Linked DNA regions of Mus musculus: all the other regions are linked to region 5. The links are chromatin loops, found by intact Hi-C in ENCODE. Cell type or tissue: gastrocnemius. All regions are shown on one strand.

Region 1 (4,000 bases), 170 kb before region 5:
ATTTATTACACTGCGTGGGAACTTATTTTTACTTGTAAGTCACAGAAACTCTTCTCAAACGAGATACTGAAAGCCAAGATGCTTGTACTGCAGAAGTGGGCTGGCTGAAACCTGGACCAGGAGCAACAGAAAGCACCAGAGATATAGGGCTATGAGGCCCAAAGAGCCATGGTCAGAATAGGATAACAAAAAGCGTGAAAGCTGGCAGCAAGAGTGTCCCTCTCCCCCTCACTTCTTGCCACGTGCTTAGTGGCAGAATTGTGTAAACGTGGTGTGATAGGTGTTTTACCCTAAGAACTGCTTCAGAAATGGAGCGTTTTCTCTCTAATTCTTTACCCCATCTGGCTTTTGTGGGATGGCTGACATCTCTGTAGTACAAGGCTAGGATGAACGTTGCCATGGCTCCAGGTATTCCTGATGCCCCAACCTTTGGGGCTTCTATGAATGTACCTGCTAGCCCAGGTCCCCAAAACTGCTAGAGCAAACTGGTTGGTGTTCTCACAAGTCCTATTTGACACCTCTCTTCTGGGCTCATCTGTTCAGTCAATTTCTCGCTTTTATCCCCTGTCTTAAACACTCAGGTTTCTGCTTCCTGAGGGATGGGGGAGAAACAGGTCGTGTTAAGTAAATATGTGTGGTGGTTTGGATGAAAAATTATCACCTCCCTGAGTTTCAGGCATTTCAAACATCAGTCCCTAGTTGGTAGTGAGAACTTTTAGGAGGTGGGGACTTGACGGAGGAAGGTGAGCCGAACTTTGAGAGGTCGGAGCCTAGCTCCACACACAGTTTTATCCTTGTACTTCTTGTTCGCATTTGAAAACTTGGTCTCTCAGAGTTCTGCATAGGCAGCCTGCTGCTGTCCCTCACCTACCACCATGCATTCTAGAAGCACAAACTCAAATAAACTCTTGCTTCTTGCCTTGGTCACGGCTTTTTGACACAGCATCAGAAAAGTAATTAAAACAGGACTCTACCACCACGAAGCTACATCTCTATCCATTTATATTTTATACCAACCTACAACTAAATGACACTTAAGTCATTAGGAGTTATTGGCGTGAGGACAGGAAAGGAGCTGGACAGGTCACTGACTAAATCAAGACTCCAGTGGTGGCATCTGGAGGTGACAAATAAAGACGAAGCCATCAGAGCTTTTTTCTAAGAGTCAAATAAAGGGACAGAGTTCAAAAGAAATGGTGCCACTCATTAATGTTTTCTGTGGTGGAAAGGAGATGGGAGAAAACTGAAGACATTTCCTCCCATTTAATGAAGGAGTTTCAGTCTGCTAATTGGAATTAATAAATTAGTCATCCCTCAAATGAATTCTTCAACAAAGGCCAAAGTAAGTGAGTAATTGACTCTTTCACATTTGTGTGCAGTGAATATTATCAACTGGGCACATTGATTCTCCAGGTGTTTTCATTGTGACATACAGTGTCTACTTAAAGACTCTTCATGCAGTCAATACTGTATTTTATAGAAATCTGAAATTCTACTCCCTATAATTTCGCTCATGTGGAAAATGCATCCAGATTTCCAAAAGTAGAAAGAAATTATGGGAACATGTCCAAGTGCTAGACTTCTTAAAACGTGAGATAGATTTTAATTTTTAGTTCTTGAGTTGTGTCCACTAGAAGGCAGCAAAATTTTTCAGAAGAACATTGCACTTACTAGAGAGAGAAGTTATGAGGAAACCTGGATTGCTACTTGCTGATACACACAAAAGCATATTAGAGCCCCAGATAGCCACAGTGTGGGGAAATAGCTGGGGGTGGGGAGGGGGAATGCAGCAGAGACATGTCTCAGCAGTTAAAGATGCTTCCACTAAGCCTCATAGCCTGAGTTCAATACCCAGAACACACACGGTAGAAAGACTTCTATATGTTGCCCTCTGTGTCAGTGTGCAACCCACTCACAAATAAGCAAATATATAAATAAATAAATAAATGTTTAAAGCTTAAGACTTGGAATATTTGCTTCTTAAGACTAGAATATTCATGACTATCCTATTTCTTTTTATAGAATTTCAATGAAAATTATTATAGAGCATTTTACTTCAAAGCTTCAATGACAAGCTTTATTTTAGCTGAATATCCAGTTAACTTATAATTTCTCCATTTGATGCACATGATCTAAGCACTTCGCACAGCCAAATGCTTGACCTGACAATTGTTCCTTTATTGGCATGACAAAAGCCTGCCCACCTCACTGTGCCCGATGCATCTCTGTGTCTTTCTGGCTTCTTCAGAGAAGCAGCAGCAGAATCTTCAAAGTCTTTCTATCTCTCTCTCTCTCTCTGTTTGTGTCTCTCTCTGTCTCTCTGTCTCTGTCTGTCTCTGTCTCTCTCTCTCTCTCTCTCACACACACACACACACACAAACACACACACATATTCTCTTGTGTGTGTGTGTGTGTGTGTGTGTGTGTGTGTGTCTGTGAACATTTGTGCCCCCTGGGGAGTCAAGTCCAGAGGTCAAAGGACAATTTACAGGATTCTGTTATCTACCTCTACCATGTGGGTTGTGGGGATCAAACTTATGTCATCAGACTTGGTGGCAGGTATCAGTCAGTCCCTCCTTAGCCACCTCACCAGGTTCAGTCATGCACCATTTATGAAAAATTTTTGTGGTCTCTAGAGAAAATGGATATGTCTTTTACCTTAAACCCAATCAAGCCTGGCAAAAGAAAGGTCCTGGTTAGTTGACAGTTTACCATCTGGTTTCAGATGTAGAATACAGTCTTCATGTAGCATCTCCCCTGTCTAGCCACACACAATAGCACGTAAGGCATCCTTTAACTCAAAACTCTCATGATAATACATGGATTAATTTAGCCAGAAGGTATCTGCCCTACAAAATAAAATTTTCACGCATTCCTCCACACAGTTTGTTAATAATTTTAGGCTAAGTATAGGCAATACGTGGCACAGTGAGCCATTCTAATATTAACTCAATATTTTCCTCAATACTTCTGTGATGAAAATACTCAGACACAGAAGATAAAAACCACACTTAATTAGGATTTGGTGTAGGATGTTTTATCTGCCTTCACTTCTATCCATTTTCTCTATTCTTTCAGTTAAAAAACACACTTACTGTTTTATGGTATGTTAGCGAGATCATCTGCTCCTAGCAGAGCAGTTCCTCTGTCTGATCTTGGGCATGCACAGTGTTCTAATTAATGTCCACTCTTAGACACTGTCTTGCTGAAGCAGTTATCACCATTGTTCTCCAAAGTGCCACCTGCCACTTGCTGGTGTTCCAGGACCTCTGCATCCCATGAGAACTCTTGCTTTGTGTCTGCACTATATTTAGGTAAGAAAACACTTACTGCCCTCACATATGAATTGGAAGAAAAGCTAAGGAGTGGGCAAAAGTGAGAGACACCCCTCCAAGAAGTAATAGAGATGTTGTGTTTGCTGGCCTGAAGGAACAATTTTTGCCTTGGGTCTGAAGCTCATGAGCTGAATATCACGCTCAATACCAAGTGGGCAATATTATCACATGTCTTACTTTTAAGTATGAATAGTACAGTCCAGAAAAGTATCAAGAGAAAATTACTTTCTTTTTTTATTTATTATTTTTTTAATTAGGTATTTTCCGCATTTACATTTCTAATGCTATCTCAAAAGTCCCCCATACCCTCTCCCCCACTCCCCTACCCACCCACTCCCACTTTTTGGCCCTGGCGTTCCCCTGTACTGGGGCATATAAAGTTTGCAAGTCCAAAGGGCCTCTCTTTCCAGTGATGGCCGACTAGGCCATCTTTTGATACATATGCAGCTAGAGTCAAGAGCTCCGGGGTACAAAAATATGGAACGCTTCATGAATTCGCATGTCATCCTTGCGCAGGGGCCATGCTAATCTTCTCTGTATCGTTCCAATTTTAGTATATGTGCTGCCGAAGCGAGCACGAAAGTTACTTTCTAAAACATTTGTAGGATGTATTAATGACAAATCCAGAATGCCAGCTCCATCAAAGGTATGTTTTCCTTCACTTC
Region 2 (4,000 bases), 120 kb before region 5:
TATGAACAGCAATGAGGCCCTTTCTCAAACAAGATTTAAAAAAAAAAAATGAGGACAGACATCTGAAGTTGTCCTCTGAGCTCCACACACATGCCAGGATATGATCATGCACACATCATACACACCACATATACAAACATACACATACAAATATAAACTTTGTAAAAATCACTTTAATTAAATAAATGAGTAGAATCCAAAATGCAAGATATTTAACACACCCCAAATTTTAATATGCATAGGGGGCAGGGACCTATAAAATATTCATTATTATTATTAATGGGGGGGCGTGTCCTGGTGACTGTGGGACACTCTTGGAGGACAGCTTTGTGGAGTTAGTACTTCCGTTCCACTGGGAATGGAGCTCAGGTTGCCAGGTTTGCCATAGCAAACACTCCCCCTCCCCCATCCCACCTCATGCCACCCCCGCTGAGGCACCTCAGGTCCATGGATCTGGGGGTCTTTTTCAGAGCAAGGTATTGATTTCTGGATTCTGCATTTGTAAAAACGCCACATGGGGTCTTTGAGTCATCCACCACACTTCGGTAGCATGGGCACAGATGACTTTTTTGAGTCCTTGATTAGTGGCTTTACCTCCGCAGCCTTGAGTTCAAGCTCCAGTTTTTGTTTCTAAGAAACTGCGATAAAGGGTTAGTCACCACTAAACTGCAAGAGCCGAGTTTCCTGTTTCTCTTCTGTGGACTGTTGAGAAAGACTAGCATAGCAAACGTAACTGAAAGTATTGCGTAGACTTGTGGCCTAGGCAAGGCTTAAGGAGTCAAGCAGATGATGAAAGTACATTTACATACTAAAAAAAAAAAAAGTTTAGGAAAGGGGTAGACTTAAAAACAAGAGGCGGAGCCTCGGGAATGTTTTCCGTGGATGTGCATGGGAGGTACCACATCGTGATACATAATTCGAAGAAAAGATGCTCTGCTTCTAGAATTATACCTAAATCGGGATATCTGAATTATCAACTTTTATCTCATTCAGAAAGTCAACCAACATGAAACAGGAGTTCAAGGATAATACTTGGTTCAGGCTCCTGGTTTTGAAGCAATACACTCCCCACGCGTGTGTGCCTTTCTCCTCCTCCACCCCTCAGGCTTAGCCGTGGGCCCATTCCTGCAATCCGCAAGTGGCTGGAGTTTTCAGGGGCTGCAGGGAGGCGGGCCGGACGGGTCCATGTGCGCCACGCGGAGGGGAGCGAGATGCTCTCCGCGGAGGCGCAAGAGGATGCGCACGGGGGCGCGGGGCGGCGCGGGGCGGGCGGAGGGCGGCTACACTCCCTGCGCTAGGGTGGCCACGTGGGGCCCTGGGGCTGTGGGCTGGCCCGGCCGCTCTCCCCGTGGGCGGCTCGGGGTGGCGCAGGCGGCCCGGGCGGGGCGGAGCGCGCTGCTGTCTGCGCTGCGGCGCCGGCGGAAACAATAGTGCGGATCGGATCGTGGCGCGCGGACGGTGGCCCGCGGAGCCGGACGGTAGAGGTCCTTCTCTGAGCCGCTCTGGTGCTCAGGACCAGTGCCGGGACGGACGGACAGACGAGACGGATCCCACGCCGTGCCGGACGCCCACGATCCTCGAGTGGCGTCCCCGGGACCCTCCGGTCCGTGGCTGAAGAGTCTCCGACGTGAGCCGATCCTTCCCGGGTGTCCCAGTCCCCACGTGCGTCTTGCCGCGGCGGAGCCGGGGAGCCGGGTAACCGAGTTAGCGGGACGCCTCCAGACGCTCACCCAGAAGTTGGCAAAGCCGCGTCCCAGCGGCTCCTTCTGGCCACAGCGACCGACCCGAAGTTGGTTGACAGGCCGGGTGTCTGCCGGCGCGACCCGGGAGGCGGGTGTCTCCTGTGGGCAGCCCTTTTGCTTTTTCGCAGTAAAACTGTGATACTGTAACTCCAGGTATGGCGATGCTTGCCTGACAGGGCTGTTGCAAACGCCTCCTTTTTCGGTTTTTGGGGGGGTTTTTGGTCGGTTACTGCAGGCCATAAGCAAGTTTTTGCCGTTGTGTAACTTGCTCCTTTCTCTTTCCTCATAGGGGCACTATGAACGAAGAGGAGCAGTTTGTAAGCATTGACTTGAATGATGACAACATTTGCAGTGTTTGTAAACTGGGAACAGACAAAGACACGCTCTCCTTCTGCCACATTTGCTTCGAGCTAAATCTCGAGGGTAAGGATTCTGCGGTTTTAACTGCGTGCCGCGTACTACTTTGTGCAACTTAGGCTGAGATGTTTGGAGGTAACACTGCAACTGCTTGAAAGCCTAGAGATTGTCCTAAGTGAAGATCTGCTAAGGGTTTCTGGAAATGAAGCCAGAGTTAACAATAGTTATGAGTCGAGGGAAATGTTTGTCTTTATAACAGAATGTTAAGCTCCTTTTAACTAATATGAAATGAAGTGCAGGTATTGTCTGATAAACATTTAAGAATCAACATGACCGTACACGTGGGCAGATATAATTTTACTCCTTTCTGCCAAACTTAGTCTCTATTTTTCCCATCATGTGGTGAATTTTAACTAACTTTTATTTTTTTAAGTTGTTTATATCAGATTTTAAATAACTTCCTTTAATATTAATAATCTTTTTAAAAAAGGACTTTTCAATTCTTTCGATGCCAGTACCATTGTGAGAATGTGTAAAAGAAATGCTTGAGAAATTAAACCTTTTGCTGAAGGTTGTGTTGGGTACACAGATAACTGGGTCCTAGATGTTTCCAGGAAACATGGGCTGTGAGCTTTCTATTTGCACTGTCACAGTGAAACCCCAAGTCTTTTGGGGTATCTATGAGTCACACTGAAGAAGAATCTTAAAATTTCCCCCAAAATAAAAATTTGTGTATAACTTGAATTTTGAGGTTCTAATGTGTCTGTCAGTAGAGAAAGATCTTACTAGATACTAAATATTTTGAAATACCTAGATGCTTAAGGGCTTGGTTTCAAAACAACATTTCATTTTGTCTTTAAAGACTTTCATGATTTTTTTTTTGTCTTATTAAGAGGGACAATGTATCCTTATTGCTAAGCACACTCCTGTACTGAGATCATAGACTTTGCCATTCCTGTTAGGACTTGTTACTCAGAAGTGTTGTAGCTTCCAAATGGTGTCTGTCTTGGCGCATCATGGAGTTTCTGTGGGCTAAGTAGTATGCTTGTTACTCTGGCTTTAGTAAATTGTAGTGATTACACCTAGTTTTAAAAGCGTGACTTAGAAATGACGATTTTTTTTTATGTGTGTGTGGAGTTTATATTTATGTTCTCTGTGCCCCAGTGAGAGGGCACACTTCTGCTCTTTGGAAACAGTTTTTTTTCCTGTGTGTTCTCACACCTCCTGGAAGTTTACATTTTAGAAGGGCAGAGACATCAGACAGGATCAACTTGCAATCTCTGTGTTGTCTGGAAGAAACTGAGGCCTGGTGGGTGGGTGGGCTGCTCCAGGTTGCTGGAGTGGCGTCAGCAAGCTGTTCTTCTGTGCCAGGCAAATGTTTGCTGGGAGCACATCTGTGCCAAGCCTGGCCCTAAGCGTCTTACTGGATTATCTTCATTCAAAATAGCTCTGGGATGCCTGCTATGATTACTTGTTTGAATGTGATGGAATGGAACATGAGAGACCTAAGGAGTGCAGTTTGAAGGCACATCGCTAGTAATTGGTAGTCCCAGGCTTCGAAGCCCGGCCATCTAGTTCTTGTGGCTGTGACCTCAGTCCCACTCATCTACTGTCAATAGGTAGTGAACTGTGGGATAGATGCTGGAAATCCTTCCTCCCGAATCCTAATTGGTTTTTGATTCAGCCAGCTTTCCCTAATTGGTGCTTCCTGATACGTAAATCATCATGCCATATAACACTTTACTGCAGAGACCTCAGTTTTCATAATTGCTTTCCTGGCCCTTCTGAAGCTGCCTTTTAACTAACTGTGAGCATTGTAGCTCTTGATGTGTAAACATGACCCCGGTGCTATGTTTTTTGAAATAATACTTGTCTATTAGTCTAAAAGACAAAAAAAAAAA
Region 3 (4,000 bases), 180 kb before region 5:
ATGATCAGGTCAAAATAGGTCTATCAACAGACTTGTAAGAATTTCAGCACTGAGAAGTGCGGTTTTGCTGCCCTCTGGAGGAGAGGAGTAGGTCACTTCCTCCAGTAATACGCACGCTTAGAACTGATCAAATGACTGACTACAGTAATCCAGTCACAACACTTTTAAAACTATGGTAAAACAAATTGCCTTCAGAAAATGACAAGAATCTCATAGGAACCACATTATCAAACCCCACACTAGCCCATAGAAGGAGCCCAGTCTGTCATTTGCCTTTTACACAATGTGGAATCATTGTTTACTCAAAGGAATTCAGAAAGTATGCGACCCACTTTCTATTCCATGACTGTCTGAGCAAAACATAATTCAATAACCCCAAAGGAAGACACATCAACCTTTTATAAACAGAGACACCCCTTTATGTAAAGATAATTTATATTCTGTGGACAGAAATATATTTCCTTTTCTTTTATTTAATTTTTTTTCCTTTCACAACAATAGGAAGCAAACCATATAGGGAGTGAGTAGCCATTTGCTTAGTGGCATTTACTTATTACTAGGCTGCTATTCATTCTTTCTAAATAACACCAAAGGTTGGTTGAGAAACTCATGGATTTTGGTTCTCTTCTATGTGGCCCATCATACTTAAAGTGAGTGACCAAGTTGCACTGGGCACGAGAGCTGTTTATCTGCAAACTGACACAGACACATTCGTGTTCACCCACTCTCCACCTGAGCAGTCAGAGAGTCAACGTGTATGAAGAGATCTCTTCGAGGGCTAAAGATGGAATAGAGACTGAGGGAATGGCCAACCAATGACAGCCCCAACTTGAGACCCATTCCATGGGAGAGAGCCCACCCCTGACACCATTAATGATACAGACAGGAAGCTACATAACTGTCTCCTGAGGGGCTTCATCCACCAGAGTATAGGGGCAGATACAGAGACCCACAATCAAACATCAGGCGGAACCCAGGGAGTCTTGTGGAAAGTGGAGGATATAAATGAGCGAGTCGGAGGGATCAAGGCCACCAGAAGAAAACCCACAGAGTTAACCAACCTGGGACCGTGGGCGTTCACAGAGCCTGGGCCAACAAGCAGGGAGCATGCAGGAGCTGGACCTTACACATCTGTAGCACACGTACAGCTTGGTCTTCATATGAGTCCCTAAGTAAAGCGGAGGCTGTCGACTCGGTCTCTGTTCCCTGCCATTGGGTCCCCTTACCCTTACCTGGACTGCCTGTTTAGGTCTCAGTGGGAGGGGATGTGCCTAGTCCTACTAGGACTAGATGCCCCAGGGTGGGGTGGTACCTAAGGGGGCTTTCTGTTCTCTGGGGAGAAGGGGAGGGGGCAAGGGGGAATGATTTGTACGTGAGAGACTGGAGAGGAAGGAGAGGCTATGATTGGATGCAAAGTGAATGTAAAAAATAACTTTAAAAAGAGAAAGATCTCTGCAAGCCCTAGACAAAGGTTCTAGACTTTTTTTTTATGGAGGCCTTTTTAAATTTTTTTTCTTTTTCTTTTATTATTAGGTATTTATTTCATTTACATTTCCAATGCTATCCCAAAAGTCCCCCACACCCTCCCACACCCACTCCCCCACCCACCCTCTCGCACCTCTTGGCCCTGGCGTTCCCCTGTACTGAGGCATATAAGGTCTGCACGACCAATGGGCCTCTCTTTCCACTGATGGTCGACCAGGTCATCTTCTGATACACATGCAGCTAGAGACAGGAACTAGGGCAGTTGGAAGTCCAAGTCCCGTTTATAGAGACAGCTTTGGAATGCGTACTGAATCTCTGTACTGCAGTGGCCACTAGAGGGCGCATCAAACGACAGTCTCAGAGAGACCCTGCCAGCCTTTTCCTTTTGCCCAGCAAAACAGGTGCCTTTTCCTCTTGGTTTGTTTGCCCTGATTACATATTAATGCACTCTCTGAAGCACCCTTTTTCACACTTTGTGCTTCAGATAATTCTTTTCATATTTCACACTCCAAGACTGTCTTAATCCTGAGTTCCAATTGTTTTAGTTAATTGAGACCACAGGAGTAAAAGAATGATCATTGGCTGGTGTCTTTCTCTTCTCATGAACCTGAATTTTTAACCGTGTGTGTGTGTGTGTGTGTGTGTGTGTGTGTGTGTGTGTGTGTATGTGTGAGAGAGAGAGAGAGAGAGAGAGAGAGAGAGAGAGAGAGGGAGATGTATATTCATGCATGAATATATGTGTGTATAAATATGTATTGAGTATGAATGTGTGCATATGTGTATGTGAAAATGTGAATATACATGTAGATACATGTATATATGTGAAAGTGTGTGCCTGTGTAAGAATATGAGTCTGTGTATGAATGTATGTATATTTGTAAATACATATTTGAATTAGCATATTCTGAGCATCTATGTGGATAAATGGATGGATGTGTGTGTGAATGTGTAAACGTAGGTATGCAGGTATAGGTGTATACACGCACATGACATAGCAATGATGTAGAAATTGGAGAACAACTTCGGGTGCTGGTTCTTCCGTCCTCCCACCTTGTTTGAGGCACGGTCTCTTGCTCTGTGCAGCCCAGACGGGCCAGCTTGACCAAGAACACAGTAGGGTGATTATGAGTGTTTCAAGCTGGATGTGGTGGAATACACACAGTAAAGGCAGGAGACACTATATTAGCTCTCTGGAATCATTGGCTCCCTAGACAAACAAGCTTTATAGAACTTTCTGCTTTGTGCTTGCTGAAAAGTTATCTTCCAAACCAGTCACAGACCAAGGCAATACAGCTCAGACTCGTCACGTGTGTGCAGTCGCCATTACAATTGAGAACTTCTCCCTTCCCCTGTGGTCAACTCGCGTCAAGTTCATAACTCTACAGCAGGCATGGAAAAGAAGATTTGCTTCCTTTCTCTTCCTTGTTTTCCTCTCTATTTCTTCTCCACGGGTCAAGCCTAGGAAAGAGAATTTGGCAGGAAAAGGCATAGCTCTTTTTAGGTGGCACAAGTATGACCTTGTATCACAGTCCTCTGTTGGGCTACGCCATATTGTTCTCTAAAGGACACCTTCCCATTGGGCTGTGCCAACAGCGTTTCCCACTGGGATGCATCAACTGCCTTTCCCACTGGGCTGTGCCAACTGTGTTTCCCACCGGGATGCACCAACCACCTGCCATGCAGCTGGCCACTACTCCTCTCCTCTCACTCCTTCACAATTGCCTTCACCACGCGGCTCTCTCTGGAGTAGGGTTTGGGTCTGTTCTCAATGTTCAGAAAGCTTTAACGAGCACCACACAACCACTCCTCTATCTACACCTCAGCACTTTGCTTCCTAGCCGACACTTCGGCTCCTAAGGGAAGACCCACCTCCAGCCATCACCTATCACCGCTAGCTTCCTCAGGCACAAGCTAACTGTGATTCTGGTCTTCCTTGAAGAAGACCCAAGCACACCTAGGGACCAAACCAGTAAGCAACATTCCTCCGTGGTCACTGCCTCCTCTGCCGCCTCCAGTTTCCTGCTTTGGCTTCCTTTGATGACAGACAGAAACCTGTAAGCCACAAATGACCTTTCCCTCCGTAAGTTGCTTTGGGCCATGGTGTTTATCACAGCGACAGGGAAACAATCCAGGAGGAAGACTTTTGTTAAAACTCAAAAGCAAGGGAACTCATCATATGTCCTTACGTGGCTGTGAGAAACCTACTTTACTCTTTGAAATTCTATTTTGAAAGTCCATAAAATGAGGCCCCTTCCCAGCACCTACTGCACTAGGCTTTGGTACAAACTAAGTGTTATGAAGCAGAATTGGGCAGCCAGAGAAGCAAAAGTAAGACCACATTACCTCTCCATGGGAACCCACTATGGCTCTAGTAAAAGAACAGCCTCAAAGCTCAGGAACGGGAAAAGTCACTTTCCTTTCCTCATTCCTAACACAGAGCTTACAAGTCCTGTGATGGCTTGAGTGAGAAAGGCTCATCATATATTTCAGGCTTGGTCCCCAGCTGATGGACTTT
Region 4 (4,000 bases), 500 kb before region 5:
TGTACCGGTTTTGCAAGGGCCAGCTAAAACTTTACAAACCCTTTTCAAAGATGGTATCATCACCATCTTTTAAGAGGACAGAGAATTGTTTTCCCACCCTTGTCACAGATGGAGTTTGCCATTAACACTGGATGCTTTCCTGACCTTGATAATAAAAGAAACACCAGCCTTCCCCTTTCAGTTTGTGCTTCCATCCTTCAGCTGTTAGAGTTCTGGATAGCTAAATGGAGAAACGAGTGGAGTTGGCATACAGGCAAAACATAGATCCAAACAGCTGGCCTCCCATTTGACCCAAAAGGATGGAGCTAAGTGGGGGCAGCTGAGCTTAGAATGCAGTTGTCCATTCAGTCTCAAGGCAGCAGGAAAAGATCTGAGAGCCCATTTTTGCCTCTTGTTTGGAAAAACCAAGTCTACTTAAGGACTGTCTAACTGAACAAGACTGACAGAGAAAGAAGAAACATCCCTGTTCCTTCAGATCTGCCGCTGTCTGGGCTCTTCACATGCAATGTTTGATTTCATCCTCAGGTAATGATGAAACACATCTGGGCCTTGGTCCCTTAAGAATGTAGACAACACCAAAGATCATTCTTCAGAAACAAGAACTCTTTATTTGGCTAAAAGTGACACAGGGACATTTGAAGACAAAATAGTTACAACTCTCTTGAGAAGAACAAGTGCTACGTGTTGAGGAAACTCCATCAGACAGAAGGAAGCCACAGTTCACAACCACAAACAACACTCATCAAAGATAAGCAAACATCAGCAACCTCGAGTCCCTGGCCCATTAAATGATGTGATTTGTAGTTTTGTTTTTCTTCTTCTTCTTCTTTTAATCATTAATATCAGTGTGTTCTGCTTAGCATCACACTGCTGGAAACCATTGAGCTTTATATATTATACAGGCTAAATTCAGTTAGGAGAACCTCAGCCAAACAGCAACTGTCTGACTCCAAAGCCTTCAAATAGTTACTCTGTTTGATTGAAAGGGAGGAGCCACATTGATTCCTGACACTCTGGGGAGCTATTTGCAATTCTATAGGCAACATGTGAAGACCTGTGATTTGTACTGCAGATGCCATTTTTTTCAAGGTTAACTCTATTGGTGTCTATACAAGTATTATTAAAGATACTTTATTACAAAAATCTGTTTAATTTTAAATTAAGAATAATTGTAAGGCACGTGTCTTGCACAATTGAAGTTAGACAGTTCTTGCCTCTAAGTAAAGTGTTTCAGCAGATTAACAGCACAGTCAATGAAATAGTTTCTTATTTCTGAAGATACTTCCTAAACTTTATCGAACCCAAAGCAAAGAAACAGAACAAACATGAACTATCCTACCAAAGAAATGTTTTCCCTATGCAAGGATTTCTTTGTGTCTGTGTGAATTCAGTTTTTAATGAAAACACTATATATGTAAAAATCAAATGTCATAAATATAAATATCAGAACACTCTATTTTCATCAAACACTTTTGCAAAGGTAGAATGTTTCTGCACACCGTAAATTGAAATACAATTTATATTACATGACATAGATCAAAATTTATGAAGATGAAAAAAGAAAGAGAGCAAGAGTAACTACTCCCAACACAGGTATTCCAGATTGGTCCACAGAAATTATATCCGCATGGTCCATTTCTTTTACATGAAATTTAGGTGTATCCTTTAGGAGAGTAACCAGGTCTCACTCAGCATATGTTGTAAGTGAAACTATAAACTTCTAAAAATTATTTTGACATTTGCCTCAAGGGGGAGCTTACAGTCCATCTTGCAGATCCTTTGAGATTTCAAGCCATTCCAAGGTGATGATGCCATTCCTTACATTGATCAACGATTACAAAACTATTTTATTTTTCCAGAACAATGCCAGTTCATTATTATACCTCCATGCCACTTTCCTTCCTCGTGCTTTTTGAAATCCACAGTGTAGACTGATTCGGGCTAGTTTTTGATCTTCCTTTACTGGAAAAAAAACATAAGAAGAAATAAATTCAGTTCTTGAGTCGTATCAAACTAAATGTGTCTCGGTCCAAATGGAGACAGTCAGACAGATATTATGAGTTCTTCTTCCCTCCTGAGAATACTTTCCATTCCTACAAAAAAAAAGTCTAGATTATTCCAAGATGTAAAAATGGCAAACAGTTCTTATAAGTGTTGAGAACAGACAAGCATATTTGCATATTTGTATCTTTTCACTAACCATAGAGCTCAAACACGCATGTGCAACAGTGCCCAGCAGAGTACTAAAACCTCCCATTCCCCCCTCCCCCAATAAACCTTGTTTTCTTTGGCCAGGTTTCTGAATCTCGCTTTATGGGCACTCTGATATAATTGTTGATACAATTAGTGTCCAATCGTTCCCAAACACATGCTCCAGTCCTAGGTGCAAGTAACCATCTATTGTTTTTTTTTTTCCTTTAGTCTTCCTAAACTGGATTTAAGTCCTTTGTGTACTGAAAGGTTCATTGTGCCTCTCTCTCGAATCAATGTATGTCCAAGGCAGATGCACATTCACGGACTCGGGGGCTTGTGAGTTCTTCCTCCAAGATAGGTCTGACATGTAAGTTCCATTCCCTAGAACGAGACCTAGGCCCTTATGGGATTGTGCCTGGGATTCAGTTTGTTCTTTCCCATAGTAGTCATTGTTCTGGCTACGGTAAAAGTGCCTGTAAGTATCCCCAAGATCAAATGTCAAGATCTGCATTTCTTTGCCTTCGTTTCCTGGAAATAATCTTTCACTTGGTCTATCCACAGCCCCCTATGTTTAGTCCTTATGTGGGCCCAAGGTTCCCACAGTTCAACCCCTAATAGCTTTTGGCCCCCACTCACAGATACACCTTTGCAACATTCCACCATCCTGTCGATTTGCAGAACTCTTTAAAGACAAAAAGATCTACTTCTAAAGCCTTGAGCATTATGATGCAAAAACACTTGCTTCATATCAATTTGAGTGTTGTGGTGATAAATAAAATTCCAAATTACACATTCTATGGATATTCCTTCTAATCAATAAGATCAACATAATGTTACCAGGTATATCCAGCATGAAGAGAAAGTAAGTCAGGCAAAGTTTATGAAGAGGAAGGGATTTTAAATGGTAAGAAAAGTAGTTAAGATATCCATGTGGCCTCAATTGTGCTTAATCATTCACTAAAAAATGTTCTACTAGTTAAGGGAAGGAGAGTTATTTTGGAAATGGTATGGAATGAGAGAACCCGCCATGTGTACCAGATTGGAATTTAAACTTTCTGCAAGGCACTCAGATGATAATGGAGTGGAGTCTTTGATGAAGTGTCTCCTTGCTTTCCTGGAAGAAAGGAAAAGGGGAGGATCTAAGAATGATGGACAAAGGACTTAAGCTCATCCCGGCAACTGACAGGGCCCAATTTTGGTTTATTTTCTCACACTGAAATTTTCAAATGCGTGAAAACAGCCACAGATCTTTTAAATGAAAACAACCACTCTTGGGAAAAACAAAACAAACCTTCAAGGCAGTGCCACTGTTGCTCGACGTGTTAGCACATTTCACTTGACAAGTGAGAACGTTTGAATCATATATTTAGTGTTTACTAATGGAGCTGCTATTTAAATGATTTAAATGGCCACTTTAAACAGCCTGTCTGGGTTAGAAGAGATTTGTAATCCCCCTACACCACTGCTTTCCCAGTAAGAGATCAACATGTTTCCATCCATAGTCTTAGGAATTAGGACAAGAAATGACATATTTATTTTCGTGTGTGTGTGTGTGTGTGTGTGTGTGTGTGTGTGTGTGTGTACAGGAAAATAAATTTACAGTGTTTAACTTGTCTTTTAATGAAAATTAAAAGGGTCTCAAAATTTAGTATTAATTGCCAGAGCTTAACCCCCTTATTTTTAAATGATTTTCATACTTTCAAAAGTTATTGTTTTGTTTTATTCGATTTTTTCCTTTGTTATTCTTGTTTTAATTTGATTTCATTTCATTTCATTTCATTTGACTTGATTTGATTTGATTTGGTTA
Region 5 (4,000 bases):
TTGCATCAGCTCCTGCTTCCTGACCTGCTTGAGTTCCAGTCCTGACTTCCTTTGGTGATGAACAGCAGTATGGAAATGTAAGCTGAATAAACCCTTTCCTCCCCAACTTGCTTCTTGGCCATGATGTTTTGTTCAGGAATAGAAACCCTGACTAACACAACACACAATTCAGGAATTCATAACTCTTTACAAAAAAAAAAGTTTGTCCACCTTTGGATAAAAGAAATACTAGTAGGAAATACATATGACTTTTTTTTTCTACTAAAAAGCATCACATATCCTTCTAGGATCAGCCCACACGTGATATGCTGTATCATACTCTATTTTTTTTCTAAGTTCACTTACCTTTGATCTTCTGCTTTAGGTAACAATATACAAATTCTTTGATGTTCTTACTGGTGATTAAAGCAGCAGAACGAAGGCCTGAAATGATCTATCAGTAAGAGCAAAAGAGCAGAATGACCATGATTGATGTGATGGAAACATTTTTACAAGGACTCTCCACTGGGTGAAGAGCTACAGACAATCATGGCTGCTGAGGAAGGGGGAAGGAAGCCCCTTGAATATCCAATGTCAAGTGGACAAGTGGACACACATGCACACAAGTAATACTAACTGAGCCCAATAGGAGGTGTGTGTGTGTGTGTGTGAGAGAGAGAGAGAGAGAGCATGTGTTTGTATATCTGTGTCTGTATCTGTGTGTTTGTGTGTGAGCATGTATGTGTGTGTGTGTGTGAGAGAGAGAGAGAGCATGTGTCTCTGTATATCTGTGTCTGCATCTGTGTGTGTGAGTATGTGTATGTGAGAGTATGTGTGTATATGTGTGCGTGTGTGTGTGTGTGTGTGTGTGTGTGTGAGACACAGAGAGAGAGAGCATGTGTCTGTATATCTGTGTCTGCATCTGTGTGTGTGTCTATGTGTGTGAGTGTGCATGTCTATGTCTATGAGTCTGTCTGAATGTGTGTTTGTCTATGTGAGTATATGTGTTTGAGTGTGTTCATGTAGGTGTCTGTGAGTGTGAGTGTGTGTGTGTGAGCGTATGTTTGTGAAACAATTGTAATTATCCAAGAAGAGGTCATGACTCCTAGAGAAAGTGAGAGGGGCACAAGAGGCTGATGGGGTAGATATTACACAAACAAAGCATACCCCTGTAAGCGCTCAAGAGTAAAAGTTAAAGGCCATTACTTAATATATAACAAATCTCCTATTTACCTGTGTGAGAAAGTAACATGAAGATTATTTGAATATGTCAATTTGGTATAATTTTCTGTATAGTTCGTAATCTTTAAGTATTTTCCTGTCTGCTAAGATAAACCTTAGTTTCAACAGTCTGCAATTTGCATTTCAAGTAACAAAAGGAAACCACTTGTTTTCTTAATGTTTGCCAAGACACCTTGCTCACTGGTGGCAGTGAATAATATGTATCTAAAAATAAAACATGTGTGTGTATATCATAATACATAAATGATACTTCAATGTAAAGGATACTTTGTGTGGCTTGTTTACTAATGTGCAAATCTCATATTCTTTTCAAGTGCCGTAAACGTGACAAAAGAAACTCTTTTAGATTTGATGTTTAGGTGCTGCGTAAGCGCTTGCTGCTCCCAGTCCTTTGACGGCTTTGACTGTCGATTCGCTGATCTTGAAAGAACTAATGCGCCCTCTTGTGGTAGACTACTGTAGTGACTGTCTTTTCCATAACTAGTTTTAGTTAGGGAGCTATTTTAGGCAAGTTGTTTCACCCGACACCAATAATCTCCTCTGTGGTGAACTCGTATGGAATAAAGTGTATTGGAACTTCCTGGATAAACTTCTAAAGTCACCCTGGGCAATTATGAAATTTGATTACCACTGTCTCACACCCATCCTAAATTTCTAAGAACAGCATAAAATCTAACATTCATTTTTTTTCAGTCTCCAGAACCACTTTTTAGAATATAAAGTATAAATTTATCACTTTCTTGTGTATTGGAAGTTATTTTTAAAACATGTACCATCACTGCTTTCCAATATGAGGATGTTGATTCACAAATAAGCATAAATAATTTTGTCCTGGACATAGGAAAATTCTCCCAGGTACGAAAGGGCTTTGTGAGAGTCAAGTCTACCCTCCAGTCTCTGGCGGCCTCTTCTGCAGAGGAGCTTCGGGCACTTGTGTTGGCAGCAGACCTTGTGACACTCGACATTAGATATTGCATAGCACAAGAGTCAGTTTGTCCCTCAAGTATATCTTGGCACTTGGAACCCACACTACCAGTGGTGGTTCTGTGGACGCGGCACGGGTCGCTTCTCTTATGTGACTCTGGGTCTATACTACACTCTTTTTCCATAGTATTTATCCAGGTTTGTGAGTCCAGACTGCTTTGTTTGTTTGTTTTGATTTTTTTACATACACAAGTATACACTATACTTAGTAGTGATGTAGTTTAGAAAATGGTTTGCTTAGAAAATTTCACTGGAGGCACTTTCCAGTTTTCCCTTGCCAATCTCTGACGTGAGTCACAGAGGCCGAGGTCCTTCTCTCTGGGACGGTCAGGGGCTGGTTCTTCCTCTTCAGCAGGCCACAGACCTTCAAAGGCTGCCCCGCCCCTTCCCTGTTCCCAGGATCGGTTCCAAGGATCTGATCCGTCACAAGGAAGGAGGGCAAGCCACAAAAGAGGAGCCGAGAGGAATCTGGACAGGCTACTCAGGGTTTCCTCCCACATTTCGGATCGCTACCGGGTCAGTTTGTCCAGTCGCATTTCTAAGCAGTTCTTCACGCCTGAACAACCTCAAGCATAAAAAGCTTTCCTATAAGAGAGGAGGAGTGACTGGGAGGGAGGACTAGGAGGAGTGGGTGGGGAGAACTAGAAGGAGTGGATGGGGGAAGACTAGGAGGAAAAGATGGGGAGGACTAGGAGGAGTGTATGGGGAGGACTAGGAGGAGAGGATGGGGAGGATTAGGAGAAGTGGATGGGGAGATCTAGGAGGAGTAGATAGGGAGGGCTAGGAGAAGTGGATGGGGAGGACTAGGAGAAGAGGATAGGGAGGACTAGGAGGAGAAGATGGGGAGGACTAGGAGGAGTGGATGGGGAGGATTAGGAGGAGTGAATGGGGAGGACTAGGAGGAGAGGATGGGGAGGATTAGGAGGAGTGAATGGGGAGGACTAGGAGGAGAGGATGGGGAGGATTAGGAGGAGTGAATGAGGAGGACTAGGAGGAGAGGATGGGGAGGACTAGGAGAAGTGGATGGGGAGGACTAGGAGGAGTGGATGGGGAGGACTAGGAGGAGAGGATGGGGAGGACTAGGAGAAGTGAATGGGGAGGACTAGGAGGAGTGGATGGGGAGGACTAGAAGGAGTGGATGGGGAGGACTAGGAGAAGAGGATGGGGAGGACTAGGAGAAGTGGATGGGGAGGTCTAGGAGGAGTGGATGGGAGGACTAGGAGGAGTGGATGGGAGGGAGGAGACTGGGAGGAGAGGAGGAAGGAGAACTGTGGCCAGAGTATAATATATAAGAGAAGAATAAACTTAAAATTTTTTAAATAATTAAAAGGAAGACACTTGACATGGACCTGTGGCCTCACAGAACACACACACACAAGCACACACACACATCCATAAACAATACACTTATTTTTAAAAAGTCAGGGATGCTAGCACATATTTGTGATTCCTGAACTGGGCAGAAGCAAACAGAACCATCTCTGGAGCTCCCTGGCCAATCTCCATAGCCTAATCAGTGAGTCCTAGGTCCCAATGAGAAATCCCACATCAAGAAAGAAAGTGGCCAGCTTGTGAAGGATGCTCAGTATCTCCACACAAATGTGCACACGCACACATGTAAACATGCATGCACTAAACACAAAGTTCTTCTTGAGTCTTTGGGTTCTCCTTCCTGCAGTCTTCGATAGCATGTACAACTATTCAAATATGTTTGCTGTGTTCTACCTTTGATAACTCACCATTGGTTGTAGGATTATGACAGGTAATGATGTCACTGCAGCCTTGGCCATTATGC
Region 6 (4,000 bases), 520 kb before region 5:
ATTTGTATAAGACAGTCTAATTTACTGTTTTAAGCCATTGCTGTTATGACATACAGAGAGGAAGATGATATACCATAATACTGTTCTTAGTCTCATACTCTAAAGCTCTAAATATCATGAAAATAAATTGTAAGTTTTAGAATAAATAGGATAAATACGCCTCAGACAACCATCAAAAGACAAGGGGTTACGTGAGAATCAAGGGGTTATCTTTCTTAGCAAACAAATATGAATATAATTTAAAAATAATATAATTAGTCCTATATTGTATCTTTTTTTTGCTATTTTAAGCTAGATCTTCTCTTATACCCTTTTTTGTGAAGTATTAAAAATCAGCATCCTTCCTCTATTCAAAAATTCTGTCATAGTATATTATGTAATTTCTCCTATTTAGACATTAGTAGTGATTTTTGTTTGAGACTGAGGAAATTGGCCTCTGAATCTCATATTCCCACTACAGATAAACTCGGGATGAGAAATGACTGCAAAGAGACATCAGAATTGCACTCTTAACAGTTAGCATCCTGTTACCAGTACACTTTACTTAACAGACTTGACGTTAAAACAGCATCAGCTTATTCCACTGCTCAGGAAAGTCAGCACTCCCCAAAGCTCAAGCAATAAAACAAATTTGTAAGCTCTACATTTAGTATCTGCGAGAGAATCTTGGGGTTTAGCACTGTCTGTCAGTGTTGACAGATAGCGATCCCAGTGGGTTTGAGCCAATCCACCTGAAAGTTTTCACACAGGTTTCACAACTTCCTTTCTAATAAGGCGTTCTGAGAGCCCATGGTTCTCCGGTATGCTGAGAATTCTACCTATTCAGGTTTCCTAGATGTAAATATTAGTAAGAAAGAGAAAACAAAGTTTAAAGCCATTCAAATTAATTGAATGCCTCTTTCAGAGAAAAACCGTATTATTTCCTTTTTTTTCTTTTTTCTTAATTTATTTATTCACTTTACATCCCTGATTGCAGCACCCTCCCTCCTCTCCTCCCAGGCTCATCCTCCCCAGCCCCTCCCCAACTATCCCTCCTGAGATAGGAAGGCCTCACACACATCCGGGTACCAACCTGCCCAAGCAGATCAAACTGTTGCAGGACTAAGTGCACCCCTTCCACTGAGGCCCAACAAGGCAGTTCAGCTAGAGGAAGGGGATCCAGGTTCAGGCAATAGATTCAGAGACAGTGCCTGCTACAATTGTCAGGGGACCCACATGAAGACCCAGCTGAGCATCTGCTACAAAGTTGTAGGAGTCAGGTGACAGTTTCAACTAATATTAGTGCCACGATTATACTTATATTCATGGTAGTTGAAAAAAGAAAGACTTTATATAGATGTACCCTTTATGCTCATTTACACCAAAAAAGCCAGTTAGCTAAATGTCTTCAATCCTTTCTTTAATTGGCCCTATTATACTGAGCAGGCAAAATTGAGACATATTGATTTATTCAGTCCCTTAGTTAATTAATGTTATATAATTGTGGCATTTAGTGTAAGATGGAAAAATAGTGCTTTGGAGGGTATCCTTCTTCTAAAAGCTGTAACAAAAATAAGGAAGAAGTTATCGGAGAAAATGTGAAATTTCTTGTGAGATGGCAATGAGCTATTAACTGCTTATGTGCTTGATTAAAAATATTTAAGCACTGTTTGCCCTTTCTAAGGCCAGTAACACTGTCCCAGGAGCCATTCTGAATATGGATTTTTATTAATGAGCACTGTAGATTTGAAAAGCGCATTTGTGAGACTTGAAAGTATCCTACAATGCATCCTGTAGCCTACTTTTCTTTCAAACACACGTGAGCATCAAAAGGGAAATTAATTGAGATTTTCGAGGCATTTTATAGAGAGGTATATAGAAATACTGATCATTCACAAAGTACATTTTCTTATATTTCTATTGAAGTTGTCTTATATATTAAAAGAGAATGTTGATAATAGAATGTCGTACGTTCTTTTTAAATAAGCTTTACCATTCGTGTTCTAAAACTATGGAGTTGCTTTTAGTGAGCACATAGCTTTGTTTTGTGTTTTTTTTTTTTCTTTTATCCTTTTTCCAAAGTAAGAGTACTCAAGCAACATGCACACGTCATTTAAGTAAGTACATAAGTGTAGAGCATTTAATTCTATGTGTGGGCACACATATACAAATATTTAATGTGTGGGATATCCGCAGAGGCAGAATAGTGGCAGTGTTATGATTCCTGGTGTAACATTGCCCTCTGCTGGTCAAATTGTATAAAACCTCGTAAACAATTTTATTTTTTAATGTAAGTTTTCCTGGCTTTGGAAAAACCAAATTTCAAAACTATAGGCGATGTGATTTCAGTAGTTTACGCGTAGTCGTTATTTTATAGTCGCTACGCACATGTCTGCCTCTTTTACCAGCGTAAGCCCATTTGCTTTCCAGAATGAATTTCACAGCCTCATAGAAGGGCTTGTCACTGAACAGCCCTGAAGTAGATGAGACTGGAAGCGGGTCTTCATCAGTTCATCTTTTTCTTACAGTTTGTTTCTACTACGTCTGTCACCAAATGGCCAATCATAGTCTAAAAGTATTAAAGGGTAAATCCATACATTAGCAGTTCATTAGCTTCAGTTATTACCAATCTCGGGAGCACTAGGCAATCTCACTGAGTCCGGAGTGAACCATCTCTTGTTGTGGCAAGAACAAAGCATGCGTTACCTTTCCGCTGATCCTTCAGAAATTAATTTAATTCCCAAGATTACTTGCAGCGTTCAGTTCTTTTCTCCACGTAAGCCATGCTTTGCCCAAGAGTAGTACCAGACTACAGAAAGACTGTTTCTTTAAGTAAAAGTTTTCTACTTAGTAAGGAGAGAAAGAAAAGTCATATGCTAATATTGCTTAAAAATTACAGCCTGGCATTAGCATGTGTTATCTATTCACCAAAAAGAAAAAAAAAGTAGAGAAGAAAAATAATCAATTTGCGTTACTATCCATCACCTAAGCCCAAAATTCAGGATTTACAACCGTGATGTGTCACAAGTACTTGATTGAAAGAGACCATGTTGAACACAGGGTTTAGCACTGTAAGTGGTTTTAGATATAGACTAGAGTAATTGAAACATATTCCCTAGGAATGAGAAAGTAGTGAAATCCATGTTTGCTGAAATCAAAATAATTCGTGATAAAAGTAATCAAAAGCAAACATTTCTCACAGTCTTCAGGAAACCACAAGACATTGTATTTATTCTATTACAACCATATTGATACTGGATAATTTTCCTAAAATAATTTGAAATTCCATGGAAGAATACAAGCACAGCCCTATTTTGAACACCGTGGGGCATTTTCTTCTGTGGATTTCAACTCTTCTGAATTTCATATCTGGTATATAGATTTAAATGTCTACTTAACTAATAAAAGCTTCTTTTCTCTTATAGTCTACAATGCTCCCAAGATTCCTTGATTCTATTGCAATGCAACCATAAATGTAAGTATTTGTCACCTTTTACTCCTTCAATTCAAAATTCCAACATATGTCACTTGAAACTATTTTGTTATCACTTCGATTTTCATGACCAAATAAATTATCTAAAAAATAAGGTATATCCTTTCTTCAATTCTTTTAATAGCATGTGGAGAAAAAAAGGTGACTCAGAAAGTCAGCCCAAAGATCGTTGGTGGAAGTGACGCCCAGGCAGGGGCCTGGCCCTGGGTTGTGGCTTTGTATCACAGAGACAGGTCTACAGACCGTCTGCTCTGCGGTGCATCTCTTGTCAGCAGTGACTGGCTGGTGTCAGCTGCACACTGTGTGTATAGGTAAGTTTGAACATGACTTCCAACTAAATGTCAGTCAGTCATGACTGAAGAACCATTGACTTGGGACAGTGGCTCGTGTTCTCTTTCTCCTGCTAATAAAGATATCGTATGTATATCTACGCAAGCAGCCACAGCACAGTGCATGTTTTAAAGGCTATTAAGTAAATCTGACAAATTTAAGGAAACATAAGAAAAACTTTCAAGAGTTGGGGAAAAG

The links. A loop is a pair of places that touch in the nucleus more often than their neighbours do. Peaks named below come from ENCODE experiments on the same cell type or tissue, not always from the same donor. Only the 100,000 strongest peaks of a DNase experiment are listed, where the experiment ranks them.
Region 1: it touches region 5 in a loop (7-fold over the local background); 37 of 42 quality-filtered maps call a loop at or near these places.
Region 2: a loop joins it to region 5, with 3 times the contacts of the local background. A loop is called at or near these places in 11 of 42 quality-filtered maps.
Region 3: a loop joins it to region 5, with 6 times the contacts of the local background. A loop is called at or near these places in 38 of 42 quality-filtered maps.
Region 4: a loop joins it to region 5, with 2.9 times the contacts of the local background. A loop is called at or near these places in 11 of 42 quality-filtered maps.
Region 6: a loop joins it to region 5, with 2.6 times the contacts of the local background. A loop is called at or near these places in 10 of 42 quality-filtered maps.

The regions. Positions count from the first base shown.
Region 1 is chr16:78,624,660-78,628,659 of GRCm38, reverse strand. Gm24861 (a small nuclear RNA gene) reads right to left here and starts at 3,913; the gene lies at 3,807-3,913. In gastrocnemius, a CTCF peak has its summit at 1,647 (motif pointing right); no DNase peak of the experiment used is centred here.
Region 2 is chr16:78,574,086-78,578,085 of GRCm38, reverse strand. It overlaps D16Ertd472e (DNA segment, Chr 16, ERATO Doi 472, expressed), which reads left to right and starts at 1,398. Exons shown (of 5, transcript NM_001252439.1): 1 at 1,398-1,662; 2 at 2,032-2,165. The coding sequence starts at 2,039. In gastrocnemius, a CTCF peak has its summit at 1,752; DNase peaks (open chromatin) are centred at 1,308, 1,690, 2,134, 3,483 and 1 more place; H3K4me3 peaks cover 2,877 bases; H3K27ac peaks cover 2,298 bases.
Region 3 is chr16:78,633,255-78,637,254 of GRCm38, reverse strand. No RefSeq gene overlaps it. Among named protein-coding and RNA genes, the nearest start is that of Gm24861, 11 kb to the right of the region's middle. In gastrocnemius, CTCF peaks have their summits at 86 (motif pointing left) and 1,816 (motif pointing right); DNase peaks (open chromatin) are centred at 52, 1,091 and 1,821.
Region 4 is chr16:78,948,319-78,952,318 of GRCm38, reverse strand. It overlaps Chodl (chondrolectin), which reads right to left. Exons shown (of 6, transcript NM_139134.4): 6 at 586-1,962. The coding sequence ends at 1,878. Among named protein-coding and RNA genes, the nearest start is that of Chodl, 19 kb to the right of the region's middle. In gastrocnemius, a CTCF peak has its summit at 1,740 (motif pointing right); no DNase peak of the experiment used is centred here.
Region 5 is chr16:78,450,146-78,454,145 of GRCm38, reverse strand. No RefSeq gene overlaps it. Among named protein-coding and RNA genes, the nearest start is that of Gm25038, 28 kb to the right of the region's middle. In gastrocnemius, a CTCF peak has its summit at 1,673 (motif pointing left); a DNase peak (open chromatin) is centred at 1,638; H3K27ac peaks cover 1,142 bases.
Region 6 is chr16:78,967,721-78,971,720 of GRCm38, reverse strand. It overlaps Tmprss15 (transmembrane protease, serine 15), which reads left to right. Exons shown (of 28, transcript NM_008941.3): 23 at 3,405-3,454; 24 at 3,597-3,783. Among named protein-coding and RNA genes, the nearest start is that of Chodl, 39 kb to the right of the region's middle. In gastrocnemius, a CTCF peak has its summit at 2,235 (motif pointing left); no DNase peak of the experiment used is centred here.